2 separate regions of the Mus musculus genome follow, and region 1 is linked to region 2. A link is a contact called in ENCODE Hi-C or POLR2A ChIA-PET data. All regions are on one chromosome and are shown on one strand. The core of a region is the stretch at or near the end of the contact, and the rest is flanking DNA. Distances in the headings are between cores, read along the strand shown. Region 1 holds the start of Ppm1m (protein phosphatase 1M). Region 2 holds the start of Rbm15b (RNA binding motif protein 15B).

Region 1 (5,377 bases), core at 600-3,099, 690 kb before region 2:
AGTCCCCTTACAATGGCATTCCCACAAGCAGGCCTATAGCATCTCAGCTCAAAAAGCTTGGCTATTAACTCTTGAATACCTCGTAAAGAGAATTGCACAAGGGAAGTGTAATTCAAAACAGGAAGAGAAACCACTGCCTGCACTGAGGGCCAATGGCATGTACAGGTGAGCAGTTAGCACACAGCAGGAACTAGATACATGGGAGGGGTAAGCTGAAGACCATGGGGCTGTTACCAGGAAGGAAGGAATCAGCAACTTCTCCACAGTCCAAGGAATGGTGACTATGGTGTGCCCTTATACCTGGACTTCTTTAAGTCCCTGGGGGGACATGTCCCTTCTCCCCATAGGCCCCACTCACACATTCCTGGAAGGCGTTCTCCAGAGCCCCGATCACCAAGTCTTCTGCCTGGATCCCCTTTTCCTCCACGAACTGGGGGTCACTGGGGCAGACACAGCGGCCACTGAGGTGCATGGGGGGCTGAGGGGCTATCATGCCTTCAACCACAGCCTCCAGCTGCCGGCGAAGGCAAGAGTGCAGGGTGTTGGCAGCCAAGATAGCTGCAGCAGGGCCACCATGCCCATCAAACAGTGCCCAGTAGTGACCCGTCAGGAACTGCATAGGAAGAGCTCTGTGTCAGGCACCACCAAGCTTCCCCAGATGTCCCCCTGGCCCAGCCCGAACTAGGACATGAGACAGTAAGACAAGGCAGTGCTCACCTCCTCTGGGCACACCGTCAGCCACTCTTGATGTTCTTCGATCCCAAACTCACATCGCCGGATGCATAGCTTCCCGCAAGCAGCCTGGTCTTCGTTGAATTCAGATTTTTCTGCATTGATAACCCTAAGGCCACGAAATCAACCATGATGTCTCATCTATGTCATTGTGGGCACAGAGACTCCACTTGGGACAACTGCTTCTTGGTGCTGCGCCCTGACACACTTGGACAACTTTGTGTGTGTGTGTGTGTGTGTGTGTGTGTGTACAAAGGCCAGAAGTGGCTTGCCCTCCTCCTTAGTTTTTGAGACAGGTTGGTCTCTTACTAAATCAGGGCTCATTGATTCAGCTAGAATTTCTGGCCAACAAGTCCGGGAGTCTTCCTGCATCTGCCTCCGGAGTGCTAGGATTTCAGGCCCCGACTGGCACTCCCAGCTTTTTAACAAGGTTGCTGGGGATCCCAACTCCAGAGCCTCATGCTTGTTCTGCAAGTTTTCTAACTGTTCGCTGGCTTGCCCCTTTTAGAGTCACTGTACTGGCCCAGGGTTTGGGAAGTCCCACCTCAGTCCCTACCTTATCCCACAGAGCATAGGCCAAACCCTAAGTGAGGTGCGAGGTGGGACATACATCTGCAGAGGCCAGAAGAAAGGAGGGTCCAGCCGGGTGCGAGCCCTCCCGGGGACCTCCAACCTTCTCAAAAGAAAATGCCAAAGTGAGAAAAAGGAGAAATGCTGTCAAGGTTGAAGACAAGAAGAAGGTTAGCGGGGATGTGCACACCCCGTCGGTTTTCCAGGTCAGCACAGAACCAGACGGGATCAGGCAGAGGGTCTGGAGGGAACGCGGGGGGGGGGGGGGGGGCAGGGACACTCACTCTGCGTAGCCTGCGTTCCAAGGCAGTGTGCGGCCCCGTGCTGGGCTGCGCACCGGCCGGGCATCGGGGCGGCGCGAGGCGTCAGTGGCGCCCGGGCTGGAGCCGGAGCCGCGTAGAAAGCGGGGCCGGTGATAGGGCACCGGGCTGGAGCGCGGCCCGGCTGGCCGCGGCTCTGGAAGTGGACCCCCGGGTAGGAAGCGGCGCCGGAACCAGCCGGCGGACATTGCGTGGCGGCCGGGGGCTGCCCGCGCACGGCGGGACACCAGGGTCCCGCCCGCCCGCCCGCCACTGGGAGGAAGCGAGCCTGGGGGTGGGGCCTGGGGGTGAAAGAGGCCACGCCCCATCCCGCCCATCGGCCCCTGTGTGTGCGGCCAGTTTCTTTGGCCTTCTGTAAGAAGGAGATGTGGTCACATATCCCACTTTACAGGCAGGATAACCGAGGCCTAGCGAAGTGAAGACGCCTGCTTGCGTCAGAGTACCACTGAAAAGGCACAAAGGCTCACCCGCACCTGTGGGACTCGATCCTCTGAGAGTGGAAGCCCTTCCCCTCTACTCTAGGAACCGTGGAGAGTCATCCAGGATGGGTGCTGGGCAGGCGCTTACAACAGAGCCTTGCCCTGCTAGCGACGGTCTTCCGCAAGGGGAGGACGGGGACAGTATGTCCTTGGAGGTGTAAGAGCGGGCTCAGAGTGCTCCAGAGTTCTATTCACCCTCGACCTCATCTTCAGAAGCCCGCTCCCAAATGTCTGCCCCTACAGTTAAGATGGCTTCTCGCCTGCGCAAGTGCCTCCCTGGAGTGTGAGTGACGGACAAGAGGAACCTATGGGAATTTAAGAGGGAGTGTAGCTCCTTTCTCCTGCTGGTCTAAGGTGCAGCCTTGGACTGAGGGAAGTGGAAATTTTCACCAACCTCTTTTGTTTTGAGAAGGCGCTCACCATGTCATCGCTCTGGCTCAGGATGTCCCTTTACCCCTAGATAGCTATAACTATTGGGGGAGAGCGCCTGTCACTTTCTGTCGCCTAAGTCTAGGTGCCCCTCTGCAAGGCCTCAATTTCCACTTCATAAGGGAGGACTCAGACCCACAGAGGGGAAGTGTTAGACGCCCAGGGTTCCCAGTATGACAGTGTAGTTGAGTCAGACCACCCCTCAAGCCATTTCGCTTCCTCTTTTTTCCTCCAGGAAACCAATTTAAAGTCTCTAAGGCCTAAGGATGGATGGATGAGGGGTTCCCTACCGTTGACTCTGCTCCTAAGCCCAGCCTAGTACTCACTAGGCCTCTCTTCCTTTAGTCAGTTAGCCCTGTTTTGCCAGCAGTTCCTCCTGCCCAAAGAGGAAGGCTCTTGGGAAACAGCTGCACCCCAGTAACTGGGGTAGGGGCTACCCTACTGAGCCCACCCAGTAACAGCCACACACTGGGAGTAGGAGGACAGTGTTAACAGAGGGACTGCTGAGCCCGGATGTAATAGTAGTTCTGATAGTGCCTGGCCCAGCTGTGAATGGGGACAAGGTCTGAGACACTCCCCACTCCCAACCCCTGCTTCCAACTAAGGAGGAGAAGGATACATATGATAAATCTTCCTTAGTTACTTTAGTTCTTGCTATAACAAAGTATCTGCAAAAAGCAACTACAGAAGGAGTAGCTTCCTCCATCACAGCAGCAGCAAGAGAATCGGGGATGCTAGGCAGCTGGTCATGAGAGTCTGCCACCAGGAAGAGGTGTGTTCAGACCCCAGCCCACAGCGGGTGCTGCTCACATTCAGGCCTGGTCTTCCCTCCTTCTTAAACTTTTTGGGGAAATGCCCTCACAGACAAGCTCAAAGGTTCCACACCTGGATAATTAATTTTACAATCAAGACCATCACCACACTGTTTTACATAAGCTTGCATTGCCTATTTACCCAGCCTTGACAATCACAATTCTTGTCAAAGTTTTAAAATGTTTGCCTACAGTAAGTAAGATTCCAGATACAGCTCAGTTTTCATGTATTTAATGAGTACGGACCAGGCAAGCAGCTCCTCATCGACTTGTGGGACAGCATCCATCTTTGTGGGTGGCCTGTTTCCTTTATCCAGTTTTCTACCTCACCACCTTTTTTTTTAAACCTCTTTTTTTTTTAAAAGATTTATTTATTTATTTATTTGTTTATTTATTTATTTATTTATTTATAAATTATATGTATGTACACTGTAGCTGTCTTCAGATATTCCAGAAGAGGGCATCAGATCTCATTACAGATGGTTGTGAGCCACCATGTGGTTGCTGGGATTTGAACTCAGGACCTTCAGAAGAGCAGTCGGTGCTCTTAACCACTGAGCCATCTTGACAGCCCCCTTTTTTTAACCTCTTCATTTGTTGACAAAGTCCCATGTAGTCCAGGCTGGCCAGGAACTCACTATGTAGCCCAGGCTAATCCTGAAACCCCCACCTCCCTCTCTCTCTCTCTCTCTCTCTCTCTCTCTCTCTCTCTCTCTCTCTCTCTCTCTCTCCCTTCCTTCTTTCTTTCTTTCTTCCTTCCTTCCTTAGCCCAGGCTAATCCTGAAACACCCCCCCCTTTCTTTCTTTCTTTCTTCCTTCCTATTTACTTATGAGACAAAAATCTAACCATGTAGACCAGGATGGCCTTGAAGGCCTTTGCTTCCTTAGTTCTGGATTATAGTTATTTGCCAACATACCTGATTTATGTAGTGCTAAGGATCAAACCTAGTACTTCACACATGTCACGCAGGTTAGAATGATCTATCAGCTGAGCCAGCCCAAGGATGCCATTTGAACTTGAGTTCTCTCACAGATTTGGGGTGTGTGTGTGTAGTATATACATACACTGTGTATGTTAGAGTACAATGTGGAAACCAGAGGTGGATGCCAGCCAGTCAGCCTCTATTGCGCTTTCTCTCTCTCTCTCTCTCTCTCTCTCTCTCTCTCTCTCTCTCTCTCTCTCTCTCTCTCTCTCTCTCTCTCTCTCTCCATTTGGCTGGGTTGGCTGACTAATAAGCAAATAAGCCCCAATAGGTATTGGCCTGTCTCCTCAAACTCCCTCTCCCAAGGTCCCCAGCCTCCCTGCACAGTCCAAGGGGAAAGCCAAGTGTCTTCATTCTGTTGCCGGGAATCTGAAATTATATGCTAACTCAGCACTTTACTGACTGAGCCATCTCTCATTAAGTTATCTATTTTTTAAAGTTTTTATTTATTTCAGTAAAAAAAAAATTTTGGTGTGTGTCTGGGTGTTTGGCCCGCATGTATCTATGTGCACAATGTCCGTGTCTAATCCCAGGAGGCCAGAAGAAGGAACAGTTGTGTCATGTGGGTGCTGGGAACCAAACTTGAGTCCTATGCAAAAGCAGCTAATGCTCTTGACCACTGAGCCATCTGTCCAGTCCCGTTTATCTATTTTTTAATAACAAGGTCCAGGGTGGAGAGATGTTTCTGAGGTTAAAGAGTACTAGCTGCTATTCGGCCGTTAGTCTGTAAGAGCAGTAGGAAAGGCTGCTGGGAATAGAGGCAAGGTCATTAGGAATTGGGAAGTTCCTCAGGTTGACTTCCAGTCCTTCCACCACTGGGTCACACTTAGCACATGCACCGTCTTTTTGGAAAACTTTCCTCAGCCTTGTTAGGTCACCTCGGTCTCTCCTACCGTATTCCTTCCAAAATTCATTTCCTCCTATGGCCATTCACTTTCTCAGCGTTGGGCTCCAGACACCGTGCACCTGATGACTGGTAGGAAATCAGTACACACACACACACACACACACACACACACACACACACACACACACACACACACACACACACA
Region 2 (5,673 bases), core at 1,321-3,820:
TAGGTTCCTGAGAAGCCGCCTCTGTAGGCCTGGCTCCACCACGGGCATGCCCTCGGCGCCAGGCCCGCTGGGGGTTGACTGGATGGCCAGGAGCACAGCATAGCCATTAGGGCTCCCCTGCTTGATTCGCCGGGTGACCTCGTCCAGCTTGGGCTGATCCAGTCGAAGGCGCTGGGCAATCTTTAGCTGGGTCAGCTTGCTGCCAGAAGGATGGTCTTTGAGGAGGCCACTGATAACTCCCTGGTCCCCCTCAAGGATGTGCATAGATGTCGGAAAGCAGCTGTTTTTCAACACCAGAAGCCCATTCCAACCCAGCTGCAGTGTCTGGGCATATTCTGACAGAGTCTTTAGCTTTTTGGTCTCGTGTTTTGGCTCTTCAAGAGTCTTGGGCTCTGCCTCAGTGGTCCGATGATTGCGTTCACTCTCTCTAGTCTTTTTCCCATGGGAAGAGTCTGGAGCCTCATGGTGGTGGTGATGGTGGCTCCTCTCCTCAGCACCATGTCTGCTGTTGCTGAGGGAGTTGCTGCCTGACTCCTTGGTCCCTTCACTGGAGTGGTTCTCCTTGCGGCTACGCTCAGGGGTGCGATCTGAGCCTCGCTCAGACTGCTGCCCCCCACCCTTGGTCCTGCTGCGTTCCTCGTAAGGGGAGTGAGTTGTCCTCCCACGGTCACTGGAGAGGCTCCTCCGCTTGCGTCTCTCTTCCCAGGGCTTGGCTATGCTCCGGTCCCCATCACCCCCCCAGCGCTCACCACTCCGGCTGCGAACTGAGCGGCTATAGCCCTCCAGGCTGTTTCTGCGGTCTGAACTTTTACTGAGGCTGGTCCAGTCCCCTTCCAAAAAGGTCCGGTCTCGGTCTGAATACAGAAGGTGTGGAGGGGTCCTATCCCGCACCCTAAGGTCAGCATCCAAGTTCCGATGCCGGGTATATCCGTCAGTGAGCAGCTCATAGTGCACAGGGAGAGGTGAGGGCTGGTACTGCTGGGGATAGCGAGTCTCCTCGGCTTTGGCAAAATCCACCCGGAGCCTGCGATCTGGACCACCCAAGGGGAAGCCCCTCATTTTAGCACAGGCAGCCTGGGCTGCGTCCAGGCTCTCGTACTGGATGTAGGCAAAGCTGTCTCCTTTGACGTGATCGATGGTCCGAATGCTCCCGAAGCGATCGAATTCCCTGGCCAGGGCCGCCAGCGAGGTGTTAGGTCCGAGACCACCCACCCAGAGGCGGGTGGTGGGGTTAGCCTTGCCGTAGCCTATCTTTATGGGGTTTCTGCCAATCACCCGGCCAGACATAGCCACCTTCGCCCTGTGTGCCATGTCCAGATTCTGAAACTTGAGGAAGGCATAGGCACCACCCTGGCCGCGGGCAGGCCTCTTGATGACCACCTCCTCGATGATGCCGTACTTCTCGAAGGCCCGTCGAAGCTCCACCTCAGAAACACTGTGGTCCAGGTTGCCGATGAAGAGGTTTCGAGTGGCTCTCTGATCATCCTCCGGCATCAGGTCCTCCTCGCACACGGCCTGGTAGCCGTACGGGCGGCCGCGGTCGTCGTACAGCCCGTAATAGTCCAGGGCTCGCTCTCGAGACAGTCCCACGGCCGCCGCGGCAGCAGCATCCAGGGCGAAGGCTGCGGCGGCGTGCCGCGCGCGGGGCTCCCGCAGGGGCGGGGCGGCTACCGGAGACAGCGAGCGCTGCTTGTACTGGTAGCCACCGTGCAGGGGCAGATAGCCCAGGGGGTCGGCGGGCGCGGGAGGCCCGGGGGGCGGCGTGGAGGCGGCGGCGCTGCTGCTGCTACTGCGCCGGCTGCTCCCGCCGCCGCGCAGGTACACCGGCTCCACCTTGAGCGGGCGATCGTAGAGCAGCAGCTGCCGGGCCAAGGCGTGCTGGCGAGCCTCCCGCGCGTCCTGTGGGTGCCGGAAGTTCACGTAGGCCACGCGGCCCAGCTCCGGGGTGTGTGACAGGCGCAGGCTGATCTCCCCGAACCGCTTGAACTGGTGGAAGAGCCGGTCCTCCAAGTGCTCGGCCGGCAGCGCGGGGCTCAGGCTGCTGATGAGGAGCGTCTTGTACTCCGGAGCCGCGGTGGAGCCCGGACCCGCGGGTTCCGCCCCGGGGGGCGGCGGGGGCGGCGGGAGTGGAGATGCGCGGGGCGACGCGCCGCCAGCACCCGGGTCCCCGGAGGCCTTGCCGGTGCGTCCCCCGCCTCCGGGCGCGCCCGAGGAGCGCCCGCCGCTCGCCCGGTGATTCGCATCCCCGGCAGCGCGCCCGTCGCGATGCCCGCCGCCTCCGCCGCTGCCGCGGGGCTTGTCGCGAGCCCGCGCCGGGACCGGGTGCTTGGTACCGCCGGAGGCCTTGTGCGCTGCCCGCCGCCCGCCCGCCTCTGCCTCTCGTTCGCGCTCCCGCGGCCGCTTGGCGGACGATGACGAGCCACGCCCGCTCGGGCTGGAGTCTCGCTCGCTCTGCCGCTTCATCGCGCCGGTTCGGCGGGCGGGCGGGCGGCCCGCGGGTCCCTCAGAGCGGCGGCGGCGGCGGCCCAGGAGGCAGCGCCCCCGGCGCCGCCATCTTGGACAAAAGGACTCGGCGCGGCGGCGGCGGCGGGGCGGGGCGGGAGCGGCGCCGAGGGGCCCGGCGCTGCGTTATCAAGCTGCGCCGGCCGCGACACGTGACCGCGGTGGGCGGGCCGAGAGTTTCGCTCGCTGCCTATCACGGAGCTCCGTGGCCCCGCACCACGTGACATCTTGGCAACCAGAGGAAGCGGCCTGTCTTGCGAGCTTTGGCGCCGCCGCGTGGCTGCCGGAGCCCAGGCACCCGGCTCCTGGGTCGCGCGCAGATTCCCTCTCGAGCTCGGCAGGCCGCGGCTGCGCTTTCGCTTTGTGCTCCAGGGCTTGCTTGCTACTCCGGGTCCGCCTATCTTTTTCCGCCTCGGGGCCACGCCCACCGGAGCAGGTGTGGCCGCTTGGCCCGAAGCCAAGTGTTGCGCGTCCCACTCCAACCTGCCACTAGATTGAAGAAACTCTATTTCCTTCCATGGAGTTTTCTGATTAGGACCAGAGTTGGCCCCCTTGAAAATAGACACACAAGGATGCCTACACCCTGCCTAGGACCCACATCCAGGCATCTTATGCATTCGAATTCTTCAGGCACTGTCCTGATAGACACAGGTGAGACCTCCCCGGGGTCCAGGTACAGAAACTAGAATGCGTTTGCAACCTACAGACAGGCATCTTGGTGCCACTGGGTCCAAATTTCTGCTGTAGGTGTCTGGGCGGACAGGAGGCTGGGAAGGTGGGGCTGCTGAGCCAAGGGTAAAGAGCAGGTAATGCCATTATCACTTCTTGCCAAGTTGACAGACTGCTGGCCAGTGTTCTGACCACATCCAGGAGATGAGGTGAAGTACCGGCAAGAGTACTCAAAGGCCCCTAGGGCTTATGCTCTCCACAGACGGTTGCTGGATCATTGATGCATCTGTAGGATGTCGAAGAACGCACCCAGCTCTTCCCTCCTCCCATAAGCAGAAAGCAACCAGCAGGAGGAGAAAGTGCAGGAGGAACTTGGAAGAAACAGCAGAGGGCTTCATGTAAGGCCCTGCGAATGCAAAGTGAATTTGGGGACCACACAAGAAGATAGCTAAGACGAGCCTTTTGGAAAACATAACTTCTTAGCAGTTGCTCCTTTCTCATTATCTCTGGAGGCAGCAGGAGCAAAGTTTCCCCACTGAGGCACAGTTCACAAGTGCCAGCAAAGGGAGCAACTGAAAACCACAGTGCACACAACTCCCTCAGGCCTTCCACTACAACCAGCTCACACTGCTTCTTTGTAAACCGATTCCTGCCAACTTTGCCAAAAATATAGGTAAGCAAGGGTCCTTGTTCTGATGCTAGACTGGAACCCCGATGAATGAATAGTTTAAGTACCAGGCGGGGTAAAGATACGCTATGGTCTGACCACCTGTACTCAGCTCACAGTTCTCCTTCTGCATAGGCTGAGCCAAATGTAAATGTCCTTTAGACTTAACAGCAGCTCAAGAACCTTCAGCCCCTGCTACTGGACTGGATGGGGGTGGGGGTCAGGGGTCAAGTCTAACCTCACCAGGCTGAAGTATCAGACACCCAGAAGCCCAAACCCACAAGACATTGGCTGCCCAAGCTCTTAAGTCCTGTTATGGGAGTTTCAGGCCCTCAGCACTGGCAGGCTGAGGGATCTTTTCAGACTGGAAAGATAAACCAGTAATCTATAGGACAGAATACTGTGCCAGCTCAACTCTCCAAAGACAATTTTTTTTAATAAAAAAATCCCAGACAAACTTTGAAGTCCTAGAGTAAACCAGCAAAGAAGGAAGTAAATTGTCCCCACTTGGGGATGGGGAAATTGTCCCCACTCGGGGATGGGCAAGAGGGAACTGCAGAGCCAGCATCACTAGGAAAGCTCTAGGTTCACATCTCATTGTCAGGAGCCCGCTTAAAAAATAAATTACAAAATGGTTATTTGGGGAAGAGACAGATAAACTGCTTTTTCCCCTTCAGGTGCAGCAGGAATTGGGCAGACTACAGATCAGTCCGTGCGCTGGCTGCCTTGGGGGCGTATTTAGGCATCAGTTCATTTATCTTCCGGATATAGTCAGACTTTTCTGCACAGCCTTTGCACATCTCCCCCCAGTCGTCCAGGATCTTCTTCAGCTCTTTCACCCGGAGCTTCTTCAGGTCCACTGTGCTCAGGTCAATCTGCTTGTCTGCAGGGAGAGCAGGAGAGTAAATGGCTGGGCAGGAGAGGCTGCAGGCCCAACTGTGCTGCACGTCAAACCATCCTTAGGATGTCCAGCCCTACGTGCGGCCGGGAAGACAAATGCACACTGCGCCCAAGATTGAGATGACAGTCTTCACCAGGAAGGCCACCTCAGGCTGTCAGTAGCCACCATAAGACACACAGTGCAGACAGCCTATGTGGTTTAGAGAAGGAACATAGCTCCAGTTCCCCGAGGGCTTCCTACATGCCAGCACAAAGGACAGCTCCAGGCTGAGCAGAGCAGACACACCCCTAGCCTCCCCAAGAGGCACCAGAGTCAGACACTTACTCCATAACCCACGTGACCCAAACAAACCGACACCAGAACCAACCAGGATACCAAATCAAATTCACACAAGTACAAAATTCCCGAACATTAGTGCAGTAAACACTGGCATCGTTTAAACTTTATAGGAGAGGCCTAGCTCTTCTCGAGACTAGGATTCTGTGCAACCAGATGGGCTCTGCCATGGTGATGCTGTAACTGTCACGCCTGGGGTTTAGAGCCATGACTGTTGAACTCAAGTTCCCACCACATCACTTCTCTGCTCAAAAACTTCTAAAGCTCCCAAGTTTTTAGACTAAAAGCCAAATTTCCCCCCAAGGCTCTGTCCAACTTGACCTCTACGTACTCCACCACTATCTATAATCTCTATCTGCACTGCTCTATCAGATGGCCTCTGGGTCAACCCTCATCCTTCAAAGTATGTTAAGTCACCCTTTGACCTCCACCTATGTTCGATGCGCAAGTCTGTTCCCTGCAGCACAGAGAATCATCCTTTATGCTACAAACCCGCTTTTGATGACTCTTCTGGCTAGAAAGTTAAGTCCAGAAAGGGTATGCAGAGATGGTAGAAGGCACAGGGTCCGAGTCACACTCACCGTATTTTAGTTCACAG

What was found. Hi-C counts contacts between places; a loop is a spot of excess contacts on that map. ChIA-PET counts read pairs that join two places held with the same protein, here RNA polymerase II (POLR2A).
Region 1: a map of regulatory T cell shows a loop between it and region 2 (3-fold over the local background). The contact joins the promoter of Ppm1m here to the promoter of Rbm15b in region 2. A Hi-C loop is called at or near these places in 1 of 37 maps with a recorded cell type or tissue (regulatory T cell). POLR2A ChIA-PET finds 5 or more read pairs at or near these places in 1 of 5 experiments (embryonic stem cell).

Annotation. Positions count from the first base shown.
Region 1 is chr9:106,197,384-106,202,760 of GRCm38, forward strand. Ppm1m (protein phosphatase 1M) reads right to left here and starts at 1,850. Exons shown (of 10, transcript NM_026447.4): 1 at 1,587-1,850; 2 at 718-841; 3 at 359-613. The coding sequence starts at 1,810.
Region 2 is chr9:106,884,505-106,890,177 of GRCm38, forward strand. Rbm15b (RNA binding motif protein 15B) reads right to left here and starts at 2,571. Exons shown (of 1, transcript NM_175402.5): 1 at 1-2,571. The coding sequence starts at 2,463. It overlaps Manf (mesencephalic astrocyte-derived neurotrophic factor), which reads right to left. Exons shown (of 4, transcript NM_029103.4): 3 at 5,657-5,673; 4 at 4,249-4,721. The coding sequence ends at 4,537.